Linked DNA regions of Homo sapiens: region 2 is linked to region 1. Evidence: chromatin contacts called from ENCODE Hi-C or POLR2A ChIA-PET data. All regions are on one chromosome and are shown on one strand. Each heading gives the region's core, a stretch centred on a gene start or an enhancer-like site at or near the end of the contact. The rest is flanking DNA. Distances are from core to core; before and after follow the strand shown. Region 1 has its middle 9.8 kb from the start of STMN1. Region 2 overlaps TRIM63 (tripartite motif containing 63).

The links. A loop is a pair of places that touch in the nucleus more often than their neighbours do. ChIA-PET counts read pairs that join two places held with the same protein, here RNA polymerase II (POLR2A). Pooled maps may share reads with other maps.
Region 2: POLR2A ChIA-PET joins it to region 1 with 10 read pairs in H1. The contact joins two enhancer-like sites. A Hi-C loop is called at or near these places in 2 of 50 pooled maps. POLR2A ChIA-PET finds 5 or more read pairs at or near these places in 3 of 52 experiments (H1, IMR-90 and K562).

Annotation. Positions count from the first base shown.
Region 1 is chr1:25,893,031-25,900,106 of GRCh38, forward strand. It overlaps a transcript of STMN1 not described here. Among named protein-coding and RNA genes, the nearest start is that of STMN1, 9.8 kb to the right of the region's middle. RefSeq lists enhancers at 2,388-2,682, 2,601-2,650. Within about 2 kb of position 3,386, at least 7 of the 41 ENCODE cell types and tissues checked have a DNase peak (open chromatin) inside an H3K27ac peak, as active enhancers do.
Region 2 is chr1:26,058,745-26,065,820 of GRCh38, forward strand. TRIM63 (tripartite motif containing 63) reads right to left here. Exons shown (of 9, transcript NM_032588.4): 3 at 2,422-2,590; 4 at 1,522-1,617. Among named protein-coding and RNA genes, the nearest start is that of TRIM63, 5.3 kb to the right of the region's middle. Within about 2 kb of position 1,352, at least 3 of the 41 ENCODE cell types and tissues checked have a DNase peak (open chromatin) inside an H3K27ac peak, as active enhancers do.

The sequences.
Region 1 (7,076 bases), core at 2,136-4,635:
GTGGTTACACAATATTGTGAAAGCACTTACTGCTACTAAATTGTACGCTCAAAAATGGCTAAAATGGTACATTTATATTATCTATATTTTACTACAATTTGTTTAAATTGAAAAAAACGAAATGAAAAAGGTGAAATTCCAGCCTCAGCTTTGTTTTAATAACATTTGACAAGACCTTGTAAAATTGTTATAAAAGTTTCTAAATGCTTACTTTCAATTTCTGTACTTATCTCGCTGCAGACCAGTAAAAGTTTGTATGCTGGCAGCAATCCCCGAGCTATACTTTGATAGCACTGATCTGAGCTGCTAAGAGGGACTCTGGCTTTACAGGGCCTCTCAGGAGACCTTCTAAGAGCACAAGGTTCCTGTACCACGACTCCCTCCAGCAGGCATTTCTGGACACCAGGCTGGTCAACCCCAAGCAGCTCAGGGCAGGCACACTGCTCTGATGTATGGCTGACACCTACTTATGCCCCAGCTGTCCCCAAGGGCCTTGTTGATGTACAGTGGTTTTTATTTATTTTTTTGAGACACAGTCTTGTTCTTGTTGACCAGGCTGGACTGCGATGGTGTGAACTCGGCTCACTGCAACCTCCGCCTCCTAGGTTCAAGCCATTCTCTTGCCTCAGCCTCCCAAGCAGCTGGGATTACAGGCACCCGCCATCACGCCTGGCTAATTTTTGTATTTTTAGCAGAGACGGGGTTTCACCATGTTGGCCAAGCCGGTCTCAAACTCCTGACCTCAGGTGATCCGCCCACCTTGGCCTCCCAAAGTGCTGGGATGACAGGTGTGAGCCACTGCGCCTGGCCAATGTGTACTGTTATTAAAGTGTCCCTGTCAGTGGCCAGGAGAATGGTGATGTCCCTGATAACCACAGGGAGTCATGGGGTGGGGTAGCCTGGATTGGGGAGGTAAAAAGTAGAGAGGTGACTTCTTTGCTTCTATTCCCTAAACCAAACTTGACCCAAGCATTATCTCCTACAGGAATTCATCCTGGGCCTGCATCCTGAGGAGCCCCTATCTGTGTCCCACAGCAGAGGAGAGCACAGGTCTCCCTGTATTTGTATTGAATGGGTAACATGGTAAATTAGGAAGTGGTGCCTGTTCCTGGGAAGATGAGGGAATGTACTGTGTGCCTTGGTTGTAGGGTATGACTGGATTTCAGGCCCCACATCTCCTCAGTGGGATCTCCTGTGCAGGGTACAGTCTGCACACTGTGAGCAGGGGCTGTGATGGGTGCAGCTGCAGGCCCATCTCCACCAGGCTGTTGGGGACTGGAGAGATGGCAATGGTGTTTAGATGTTGCATCCTGAGGGGTCTCTGCCTAGGTGAGCAACAGAAACGCTGGCTTAAAAAAAAAAATCTAGGCCAGACACGATGGCCCATGCCTGTAATCGCAGCACTCTGGGAAGTTGAGGCTGGTGGATTGCTTGAGCTCAGGAGTTCGAGACCGGCCTGGGCAACATGGTGAAATCTTGTCTCTACAAAAAATACGAAAATTAGCCGGCCATTGTGGCATGCACCTATAGTCCAAGCTACTCTGGAAATTGAGGTTGGAGGATTGCTTGAGCCAAGGATGTTGAGGCTGCAGTGAGCTGTGTTTGCACCACTGCACTCCGGCCTGGGTGACAAAGAGAGAGACCCTGTCTGAAAAAAATTCTAGACACTGGGGCTCCAATTTTATTTTTTTATTTACTTTCATTTTTTAATTATTTAGAGACAGAATCTTGCTATGTCTCTAAATAAATAAGGCTGGTCTCTAACTCCTGGCCTCAAGTGATCCTCCCTCCTCGGCCTCCCAAAGTGCTGGGATTACAGGTGTGTACCACCACACCCAGCAACAGGCTGGCTCCAATTTTAGAAATTCTACCTCCAAAGGTCTGAGGGTCCTGAGTCTCATATTTTGAAAAAGTACCATGTGATCCTGATACCCAGCTGGTGTCTGGCCCATAGAGGTGCCAGCAAGTGTTTGGTGACTGGGCTTAGAGGTACAGTACATCTCTGGAAGGAGACACGGGAGACAGCTAGGTGACCTGGGAGGGAGGGAGATTCACTTTTATTATACGTCTTTTTTTTTTTTTTTTTTTTTGAGACACAGTATCGCTCTGTTGCCCAGACTGGAGTGCGGTGGCGTGATCTATGCTCACTGCAACCTCTACCTCCCGGGTTCATACCATTCTCCTGCCTCAGCCTCCCGAGTAGCTGGGACTACAGGCACCCGCCACCACGCCCGGCTAATCTTGTTTTTGTATTTTTAGTAGAGACGGGGTTTCACCGTGTTAGCCAGGATGGTCTCAATTTCCTGACCTCGTGATCTGCCCGCCTCGGTCTCCCAAAGTGCTGGGATTACAGGCTATTACACGTCCTTTTATACTGACTGGACTTTTGATCTAAAAAACAGTTTGGCTGACTTGGAGTGATGGAGTTACTAGTCTCTGTGTCAGGGACTGCAAATGCTGGGCCTCCAGCAGGGGCAGGGCGGATCCAGCGAAAGACAGAAGTGGGTGGGCCCAAGGGGATGGAGAGCTGCAGAACACAAGTCCCGCCTCAAGGGGGCAGCAACTGCCCAGAGTCCGCTGACGGCCGCTGGGTGGGACTGCAAGCCCAGGGTTGCCAGATCTGTCAGCTTTTTTCAAGATAAGCTTGAAATCAGATTTTCACATGGAATTGTCAGCTAATTCAACAATTTAAAACACAGCATGGGCTGAATGCAACATGCCTATGGTTCAACATTGGCTGCAGGCCACCAGTTTGTGCGTTCGGATCCAGGAGGATTCCATTAAGGATTGTGCACCTCAGAGCCATCTGCAAAGCTGGTGCAGACCCTTCATTTGCTTCTAGAAAATCGGGTTTACTCCACATGGGGTCCGCAAAGGATGAGGACAAAGCCAGTGCCCTGAGGTAGACCGTGGGAGTCACCCACCCACTCATCATTATTTAATCCAGCACATTAACCTCCCACCACGAGCCAGGAGATCCAGTGGTGAATGTGACAGGAGGAGTCCCTGTTTTCAGGGACCCTGTGTTCTAGCTGGGGAGACACTTGAATTAATGAGTAACACTTGTGATACATGAGGAGTTGCAGTACAGCATGGGGGTTAAAAGTCTGGGTTTGAGTCCTGACTCTACTGCTTGCTAGTTGTCATTTTAGGTAAATCCCCTAATCTAGGTCCAGTTGCCTTACTTCTCGCCTATGGAATGGCCATGATAACCTCATAGGGCTGTTCTGGGGATTCACTGAGACAATGCAAATAATTATTAGTTGCTGCTATTAAATAGAGAGCTGTGAGAGCAGGGAAGAGGGGAGGCTAGGCTTAGCATGGGGACTTCCCCATCCCAGTGAATACTGGGGCTTTCTGCCAGTGAGGGGAGCAGGAGGCCACAGGGATTGGAAGCTCCAGGCCCAGGAGAGGCTCAGTCCTTTTCTGCTGAGATGGCTGCTATGAGGTAGCTGGCTCATTTCCTGTCTGTTTTTTCTTCCTATGGATCCAATTTCAGCAGCCTACTTGTCTCAGTAGGATATGGTGCCCAAGGACTGGGCAGGTACTGCTCTGCTCTTGGCCACGATGGAAGCAGGCCAGGCCTTTCTAACTATGAACCAGAGCCCTTCCATGAAGCTGCTGCATTTTGGAGCTCATCAAACCCTACAACTAAGTTTTAAAAATCTAAGTGCATGTACGAAACAAGTCAGAAACCCTTTCCTACGCCCTTAAGTACAGAATACCAGCTTCTGCTGGCAGAGGCCTCAGCCACAGGGACATTTTGGACCTTCGTTTCACCTGGGCAAAAAGGGAGGAGGCAAGTGTCAAGAGACTTGGCTCACCAGCAATGTGTCTGGGTCCTTGGAGTTCAGCTCTGTGTCTATGACATGGTCTCTGATCTCAGGTGGTCTGCAATCCAACCCTGTAGAGAATCAGTCTTGGATTTGGAAGGGAACTTCTAGGGCATCTAAGTCCAACCTCCATCCAAAGGGGGAAGCTTTTCTATAAGAAACTTGGCCTTGCCAGGCGCGGTGGCTCATGCCTGTAATGCCAGCACTTTGGGAGGCTGAGGCAGGCAGATCATGAGGTCAAGAGTTCAAGACCAGCCTGGCCAACGTGGTGAAACCCTGTCTCTACTAAGAATACAAAAATTAGCCAGGCACGGTGGTGCACGCCTGTAATCCCAGCTACTTGGGAGGCTGAGGCAGGAGAATCGCTTGAACTGGGGAGGCGGAGGTTGCAGTGAGCCAAGATCGTGCCACTGCACTCCAGCCTGGGCAACAGAGCAAGACTGTCTCGAAAAAAAAAAAAAAAGAAAAGAAAAAATTTGGCCTTTATCTTCTGTATTCCTAAATGAACCACATTTAACAGTGATTCAAACAAATGAATTCGCAGTAAGGTAGCCAAACTGTCATCTGGGTGCACAGGTTTACCGGGACAGCTAAAACATCACTGAAAATCAGAATTCTCCACTGGGAGAATGATACAGAGTAGACAGGAGCACCTTTATAAAGGTGCTGGGGGTGGGGGATGAGACCTCACTCCAAGGCATGCAAGGATAAGAGGCCCTGCCTTTTTAAGGAGGTGGGAACGGCTGAATAGTAGGGCTTTCATTTGCTGAGACTTGTGAGCAGGTCTGAGGCAGAGGGGAATTGTTCCGGGCAACGAGGGGATGCTGAGCTGTCAGAGCAGCCCCCCTTCCTGTGCAGGGCTTAGAGCAGATCTGCCTGGGTAAGCTTCTCCTACTAGCTTAGGACCTTGGGTACGTTACTCTGCCTGTTCACTTCTCTATGGTGGAGAAAATGAACACGATGCCTGGACGTTAAGTGCTCAGTAAATAGTAGCACTGCCATTTTCCCAAGTGGAGTGATTTCTTTCTCCTCCAGCTTCCCAAGTTTAGAGCACATGTCCCAGTTCCTCAGTGCAGTGTCAGTCACATGGATTGCTCCAGAGCCCAGCAGGCCCTCCCACCTCATCCCTGTGCTGCCCCAACAGCCACCATGGCCACCGTAGCCTGAACGGCAGCCACTCTCCAGTCAACTCACCCTGCCTCCACTTTCTCTTCCTTAAAATGGTTTTGTTACTGACCACTGCAGCCCCCCACATTCAAAAGCCTTCAAAGAGCCTCCACTGCTTAGAATAAAAAAATGGGGAGGGGGCCTGCCTGGAGGGCCTGCCAAAGGCCATTAACTATGGCAGGTTCTCTGTGCACGTGGCAATCACAGGCTTACTAAGTGTTTAACAATTAAGTGCTTTATTGGGGTTTGGCTTGGAAGGTTCATCTGACTTCCAAAAGGACAAGCTCATGTCCTTTCTCCTCTCAAAGCTTCCCAGACCACAAAGCCCTCTGTGGTCACTCCTTTCACCAAAGCACTAAAGCACCCTGGTGAGTACAAGTATGTGGTCGAGAGCCTCACCCTCAGGTAAGTAAGCATTCTACAGCTCTCCTTCCCCTCACATGGGCACGTGATATGCTGGTCCCACCCCATCTTTTCTCCATCCCTAGCGCAAAGGCCAGTGTGGAGCACAATCTAGGTGCTTGTCAAATGTTAATTTAAGGGCCTCCTTCACGTCCTTCAAACCTCTCTCCACTGAGCCCAGTCAACCATAAGGCCCAAGTACAAAATCCTCAGGAAGGGACAAGCCTCATTTTCCATTCAAGACAAAAGGAATGGAGTCTGCTCCTTGGTGACAGCCCCAACTGCTTGTCAAACCACTCTGGCCTTATTAGGCCAATCTATTGGAAGTACTGCTGGGAGAGGCTGGCCCCACTGGGACAGACGCAGACTCCCGTGATGGCAGAGAATGCCGGGCCCGGGAATGCATACCCAGAGACACTTCCCCAGAAGCTCGTAGGTGCCACCGCTCCTCCTCTTCACTCCAAGCCAGATGCAAAGAATGGGGGAGTGAAAGTTACTTAACTGATCTCCCCCAACCATCTCATTTTATCCAGGAGAAAATGGGGGCCCAGGACTAAGTGCTTCTCCAAAGGTCAAGGTGAAATAGAAAAGCCAGAGCTTCTATTTCTGTGGTAAGATGCATCCCCTTCAGTTTCCTGTGACTTAAGCCTGTCACAAGGCAGGGGCTCAGGATCGCCCTCTGATAGGAAGTCAGGGCCACCATGGGATGGGTGGTAACTGATGAGGCATCCTTTCAGGCCTGTTGATCCTTCCCTTGCTTTCTCCTGAGGCCAGTTTCCCTCCCTAAATGTCTTAGATGAACAAAAGCTCACTGCCACTTGTAGGACACCTCGTATCATTATGCCAAGTTTCTACCCTCAGGCCCTCTTTATATTCCCATCTATTCAGAACTGGTATTTTAAAGATCCCAGAGCACCTGCTATGTGCCAGAGACAGGAGCCAAGATGAACTGTGCTGCACCACTGCACACAAGCCTCATCCTGTCCTCTTGGTTTAGATATTGCTCAGAACCTATTGTTGTATTCAACTATACTTGCACTTGCTCCTATTTGCCCTACATGGGCGTAACTCCTTAAACCAAGCTTTGTTCAGAATTCCTCTGATTGATCATTTAAGTAAATTTAAAAGTCAATTTAAGGAATATAAAAACTGCATAATTTCCAACTCAAGAGTATAAACTTAGATCACTCATTAGCCTCTGGTTGAAAACAGTAATCGTGATTTATACGGAATGCTAAATATCTATGTTCTAAGTGTGCTCTCTTGCCACAAACCCATTTAATCCTAACAATCTTAGGAGGTAAGTTGAGGTAGGCTGTTATTGTTCTCATGAATAAGTTTGGTAAAACCCCAATCTCAAGATACAGCCCAAGCAGCAGAGGCACATGCGTTAGCAACACATGGACCCCACCGCAGTATTAGCAATCATCTTTTGCTATAAGTGCTTGGCTTCCAAGAGCTTTTATACAGATGTCTGAGAGGCACAAAATATGTATAATTAGGCTATTTCTCAAATAGCACAGGAAAGCTGCCAAAGGCGTTCCCTGAATTGAGAGGCAAAGCACTGACAATGGGGACTATTACAGCCTCTGGATACAAGATGACGTATCTGCCAACCTTAACCACCCGAGTCAAATGCTACTTTAGAAATAATTAAGGTTCCCTTTAGTCATT
Region 2 (7,076 bases), core at 102-2,601, 160 kb after region 1:
ACACTACAGAAGAAGAAACAAAGACTTAACAAGAAGAAAACACTCATCTGGCCTCACAGCTATTTAGTACGCCAGTGATATTTGGAGGATGATGCCTTGAAAAACAGCTAGCCCCTTCTTCCAAAATAGAGGCTCTAGGGTCACATGACACAACATGTTCTTCCTTGTTCCTGCACCCTCCCCCTGTCCCCCAACCTCAGCTGGTCATTGGAGCATCACCTCTTAGACCAATGCAACAGTCACCCAATGTGGGATCTGCCCTGTCTTTCTCTGTTGCCCTTTTTTTTTTTTTTTTTTTGAGATGGAGTCTCGCTCTGTTGCCCCCGCTGGAGTGCAGTGGTGCGATCTTGGCTCACTGCAACCTCCACCTCCCAGGTTCAAGCGATTCTCCTGCCTCAGCCTCCCGAGTAGCTGGGATTATAGATACGCTACCACGCCTGGCTATTTTTTTGTATTTTTAGTAGAGATGGGGTTTCACCATGTTGGCCAGGATGGTCTCGATCTCCTGACCTCATGATCCACCCAGCTTGACCTCCCAAAGTGCTGGGATTATAGGCATGAGCCACTGTGCCCAGCTCTCTGTTGCCTTTTAGCTGTGTTTCCCTTTTAGCTGTGTGACCTTCAACAAATTAACGTTTCCTGGGCCTCCCATATGTCCCAGTTCACACTCTTCCCTCCCTTTCAGGACCAAGACTGGATTCGGGAAGCTCTGCATCATTTGGTCCTAGGAGAGGTGGAAAAACAGCTCCTTTCCTAGCACCCTCCTCAACCGAAGCTCCCTTCTCTCTATGTTCTTTTCTATAAAATGGGTGTGACAATAGCATCTCATCAGACCGGGAGCCTCTCGTGGGTGATCACAATGTTCCCCTCCTTCCTACCCTTCGCCCAACTCTTCATCCACTAGCAATTATGATGACCCCTTCCCCTCATCTCATCTCCAGATCCCTACCCCAAGTGAACATGGAAAATCGTGGAAGCTTTTTTCAGGGATAGAAAAGTTCCCTTCTGCCCTCAACAGTCTCACTACTCAACATGTGGTCTGTGGACCCAGCAGCTTGGGCAAATCCTGGGAACTGGCTAGAAATGCAGCTCTTATGCCTCATTCCAAACCAACTGAATCAAAACCTGAATTTCAACATGATCCCAGCGTAATTTTCACGCACTTCAAAGTTTGGGAAGTGTTGGTCTACAGCACACTGAAGAACTGTGCTCTGAAAACAATTTGTGCTGAATAAATACTGAGAATTATTGATGGGACACTCCCTGAGCTCAGGGACCACGTCTGTCTGGTTCACTCCTCCATCCCCCACATCTTGGGTGGGGCCGGACACACAGCTGTGCTTAAGAAGCATTTGTTGAGAGACTGGATGAATGGATTAGTCCCTCCCCTGCCATCCCTGCTTGACCGCCCCAGGCTCCGGGCCCCAACCTTTAGCCACAACCTATGGGTGAGCCTTCCCCAGAGACCAGGCTGCCCTGGAAAGCTCCAAATCCCCAGGCAGGACTATTCTGTCCGCTCACCTTGGTCACTCGACGGGAATCCTCCAGCTGAGTGATGATGGTCTGCACACGGTCATTCCCCGCCACCAGCATGGAGATACAGTTATTCAGTTCAGTCTAGATGGGGGTGTGGGGGTCAGGAGAGGAGAGACACAAATAGCCTCAGGGCCTACCCACTGGGGCATGGCAGCAACATGGCTTCCTCCCTCCCCTCTCTGCTAGAAAGAGCCTCCAGTAGGGATCTGGCCCCTCTTTCGGGTATAGCTCAGCTCCAGAGTAGAGGATATTAGAAAGATACTGCATCCCTTATTTTACAGGTGAGGCCAACAGCAGGCAAGTGAGCTGCCCAAAACACACAGCAAGGAACTGACAGAGGAGGGGCTTGTTTCTAAGAAAGAAGGGACAAAAAAAGAAATAGAGTTGGAGACGTCTAGAAGAGAGAGACCTAGAGAAGAGTGGGGAGTAGGGAAGAGAGAGTATGGAAAGGGGGTGGCTACGGCTTACTGCACGGACAGGGTGGTGGGCCCTCACAGGCCCAGGGACCCAGGGAGAAGGCTCTAAGCTGCCTCCTGCTGTGGGGGAATGTGAAGTCTTGGAGAAGAGGTGAGAGGCACAGGAAGAGGTGTCTGGGGGATGGAGAAGCCGTGGCCTGAGAGGACCCCAGTGGCCTGGCTGGGGCGTCTGACCGCTCCCCTGTGGCCACACCCAGGTGCTCTCGAGTGGCTCTAAGTATAACCATGAGCTCAGCTGCCTCCCCTAGGAAGGCCAGGGCTGCTGTCCCTGTGGCCTGGGAAGTCCCTCCAGAGAGACTATTCCTGAAAGGCCAGATCAGCAGATCTACAGGGATCAAATCTGCCTCCTGAATCATCAGGCCGTGCCCAGCAGGCCCAGGCTGGGGGTAAAAGTGGCTGGAGACAGTACCTTTTGTCCCTGGAAGACACTCTGCAATGGGGCCACCTCGCAGGCCTTGTGGATCCCAAACACCTTGCACATGGAGCAGGTGGGCACCTCACACGTGAGACAGTAGATGTTGATTTTCTCATCTTCGTGCTCCTTGCACATGGGGTGACTGCCCTTCTGCAGCGGCCGACTGCAGTGGAGAACAGTCACAAGTCATGGGGGTCCTGTGTCCCTGCATCCCCCTCCCCAGCTCCAATGCACCAGTCGCAGCTACTGGGGAGGCTGAGGCAGGAGGATTGCTCAGCCCAGGAATTCGAGGCTGCAGTGTGTCTGTGAATCTCCAGATTTATGCCCTGGGCCCTCAGTGTTTGGCTGCCCTAAAATCTTTCATCTTCTGGGGACCAAGGACTTGGGAAGCCAATGACACCAAATCTGTCCCCACATCCTAAGAGGGAGTTAGCCTGAGGCTCTGCCAGTGCCAAGGACACAGAAAGGGCCATAGAATTCCAGAGTCAGACCTGGAGATGTTTTAGAGAAGAGGAAACTGGGCTCCAGAAAAGTGAATTGACTCGTCCAAGGTCATACAGCAAGTAAGGGCAGAGGAGCCTAGAGTTCAGTTGCTCTAATTATAGTCACCTTAGCTTTGGTTACTGCAGGCTGGGCTCTGAGCTGAGAAATTTATACTGATGGCCTCATTTAATTCTATATTTAATCTACCAGACTGTAACCTCCATCAAGGTAGGGAAACTTGCCTGTTTTCTTCACCCCTGTGCCTACACTGTACAGTGCCTGGCATAGAGGAGGTGGTAATTAAACAAAGGTAGAAAGAATAAATCAATAAGGCTGGGCGCAGTGGCTCACGCCTGTAATCCCAGCACTTTGGGAGGCCGAGGTGGGAGAGTCACCTGAGGTCAGGAGTTCAAGACCAGCTTGACCAATATGATGAAACCCCGTCTCTACTAAAAACTCAAAAAAATTAACCAGGCATGGTGGCATGCACCTGTAATCCCAGCTACTCGGGAGGCTGAGGCAGGAGAATCACTTGAAACCAGGAGGCAGAGGTTGCGGTGAGCCGAGATCGCACCATTGCACTCCAGCCTGGGCAACAAGAGCAAAACTCCGTCTCAAAAAAAAAAAAAAAGAAAGAAAGAAAGAAAGAATAAATTAATAACTAGCATAGGAATCAATAATATTCACCATCTTGAATTTATTAACATTCTCCATAAGAAAACAATTTTTTTAAAAAAGAATATTCACCACAGAGTCAGTCATACCCTCTCTCTTTCTCTTAGCTTCACCACTTTCTAGCTGTATGGCCTTGGATAAACCTCTGACCCTCTCTGAGCCATGAGGTTGCCCCTGAGGCTCAGAGAAGGAGCAGTGTGTATGCCCCATGTCATGGTGACTGGTGAGTGGGTAGCCCAGGGCTGTCCAACAGCCCAGCACAAGCCTGACTTCTAGTCCAGAGATTCTTTCAAAGGCCCAAGTCTCTTCCTCTACTTTCTCCCCTAACACATATGCTTAGAACTACCTTTCTTCCTTGAGACCTCCAACCTGTTATTTGTGCTTCTCTTGGGACATCAGTCATTTCCTAACCTAGATTCATTGGGGCCTGGGGGGGATTTTTTTGTTGTTGTGTTGTTCTGTTTTGATTTTTTGCCCAGGCTGGAGTGCAGTGGTGTGATCTTAGCTCACTGCAAACTCCACCTCCTGAGTTTCTGATGCCTCAGCCTCCTGAGTAGCTGAGATTACAGACGTGCACCACCATGCCCAGCTAATTTTTGTATTTTTTAGTAGAGATGGGGTTTCACCATGTTGGGCAGGCTGGTCTCAAACTCCTGGCCTCATGTGATCCACCCACCTCAGCCTCCCAAAGTGCTGGGATTACAGGCGTGATCCACAGCACCCAGCCTTTGTTTGTTTGTTTGTTTGTTTGTTTGTTTTGAGACAGGGTCTCACCATATTGTCCAGGCTGGAGTGCAGCAGCGATTCACAGATACACTGCAGCCTCGAACTCCTGGGCTGAGCAATCCTCCTACCTCAGTCTCCCCAGTAGCTGCAACTGGTGCATACCACCATGCCTGGTGTAGATTCGATTTTTTGAGTCTTCTGTCTCCGGCTAGACTATACACTCATTGAAAGCCAACACTACCTTCGATTCCCAGCCCCAAACAGAACAGGCATCTTGCAAATGTCAAATGGTGACTGTTCCCATCAGTGTCAATGCCTCACCTCCAAACAGCCTTACATGACTGATCACACCCTGGGCTCTATTGTCCTCTGAAGTTCTTAAATATGCCCCTTTCCAGGCTTGTCTTTTTGCATAGTTTACCCCAGGGTCCCTATGCTGGCAGGGGTCTGCCATTGCCACCTGCCTCCATCCCCTGATAAAGGGATGGCAGGGAGTGCAGAGGTGAGGCAAGAGCCTGAGGGTCTGGTTCATGCGCCCGCAGCCCTCCCAGATGCCCACCCTCCCAAGCTCAGACTTTGGCATCGGGGTTCATATCCAGATTGTTCTCTTACATTCATTTTTGTGATTTTGGACTAGTGATTTCACCTCTCTTGCCTGTGGGATTCCTCCCAGAACTACTGCAATCTGTCTGTAGAAATTGTCTATAATGAATGTAGAGTGCCCGGCACAGAGCAGACCCTCAATAGAGGGCAGCTGTCATTGTCATTCAACTATGCGGAAAGGCCTCAAAGGTTCACATATAACATGCTCTTCATAGGTCGGCACTGGGTAGGCTAACATTGGTGTGGAATTGATTTTATTATTCCTTATGATCAACAATATGTTTGCATTTTGTAGTGTTGTGCTCTAGCAACATGAGAGGCAATCTAGCTCAGCAATTAAGAATATTCACCGGCCGGCCAGGCGCGGTGGCCCACGCCTGTAATGCCAGAACTTTGGGAGGCCAAGGCGGGCGCATTACCTGAGGTCAGAAGTTCAAGACCAGCCCGGCCAACGTGGTGAAACCCTGTCTCTACAAAAAATACAAAAATTAGCTGGGTGTGGTGGTGCACGTCTGTAATCCCAGCACTTTGGGAGGCTGAGGCGGGCAGATCACCTGAGGTCAGGAGTTTGAGACCAGCCTGGCCAACATGGTGAAACCCTGTCTCTACTAAAAATATAATAATTAGCTGGGCACGTTGGCACGCATCTGTAGTCCCTGCTACTCGGGAAGCTGAGGCTGGGGAATCACTTGAACCGAGGAGGTGGAGGTTGCAGTGAGCCAAGATCGTACCACTGCCCTCTAGCCTGGGCAACAGACCAAGACTCTGCCTCAAAAAAAAAAATTAAAAAAATAAAAAATATTCTCACACCCTCTCTCTCTTAGCTCTACCACTTGCTAGCTGTGTGGGCTTGGACAAATCTCTGATCCTCTCTGAGCTTCCATTTCCTCATGGTAAAATGGAGACAGGAATGCCTTCCCGGGTTACTATGAGAAGCAGATAGGAAAAATGCCTGAAAGTACTTAGAACAGCGCCTGCACACAATAGGTACCCAATAAATGGTTGATACATTAACCATTTTCCATTAATATCTTATTTGACAGCCACAATAACAGATCTTACTGTTTCTGTTTGCAGACAGAGGAAATGAAGCTCTAAAGGCTTACCCAGCATGGTACAGTACATTAGTCACAGAGGCTGACTAGCAAGCACAGTTCCCCGGGTCAGGGTTTTTTCACCTGAGATCTGGTCTGTCACCTTCCCCTGGGCTGGGCACTGCCTGCAGGCAGATGCCTTGGTGAAGGCTTTGGACCTTAAAGGCTGTGAGGTCAGCACTCCTGGAGTCTTACCAGGATGTCCTGATTTGTAAAGATCTTTCCTGGAGCTGTGTCTCTCCCAAATTTTTGTGTTGTGTTGTGTTGTGTGTGTGTGTGTGTGTGTGTTTAGATGGAGTCTCACTCTGTCACCCAGGCTGGAGTGCAGTGGCACGATCTCTGCTCACTACAACCTCCGCCTCCCTTGTTCAAGCAATTCTCCTGCCTCAGCCTCCTAAGTAGCTGGGATGACAGGCACGCGCCACCACGCCTGGCTAATTTTTGTATTTTTAGTAGAGACGGGGTTTCACCATGTTGGCCAGTCTGGTCTCCAACTCCTGACCTCGAATGATCCACACACCTTGGCCTCCCAAAGTGCTGGGATTACAGGTGTGGGCCACCGCACCCGGCCTCTCAGTGTTTTTGTCTGTTTGAGGCATGGTCTCACTGTCACCCAGGCTGGAGTGCAGTAGCACAATCATGGCTCTGCAGCCTTGACCTCCCTGGCTCAACAATTCTCCTGAAGAGCTGGGACTACAGGCATGCCCCACCACGCCCAGCTAGTTTTTAAACTTTGTAGAAACAGGGTCTCACTATGTTGCCCTGACTTGTCTTGAACTCCTGGCCTCAAACAATCATCCCACCTTGGCCTCCCAGAGTGTTGGGATTATGGGCATGAGCCACCATGCCTGGCCCTCTCTCCCCAGTTTGAGGCCAACCCTTCACAACCTCCACCACTCACACATTCTGCCTATGAATGAGCTGCTATTTTATTAGCAGGAAGACTCAGAGCTAGATTGACTGGGTCAACTCCCAGCTCTTTCACTTCCCAGCTGGGAAACCTTAGCTAATTGATTTCACTTCTTGAGCCTCAGTTTCCTCATCTGTGAAATGAGGATAATAAAGTCA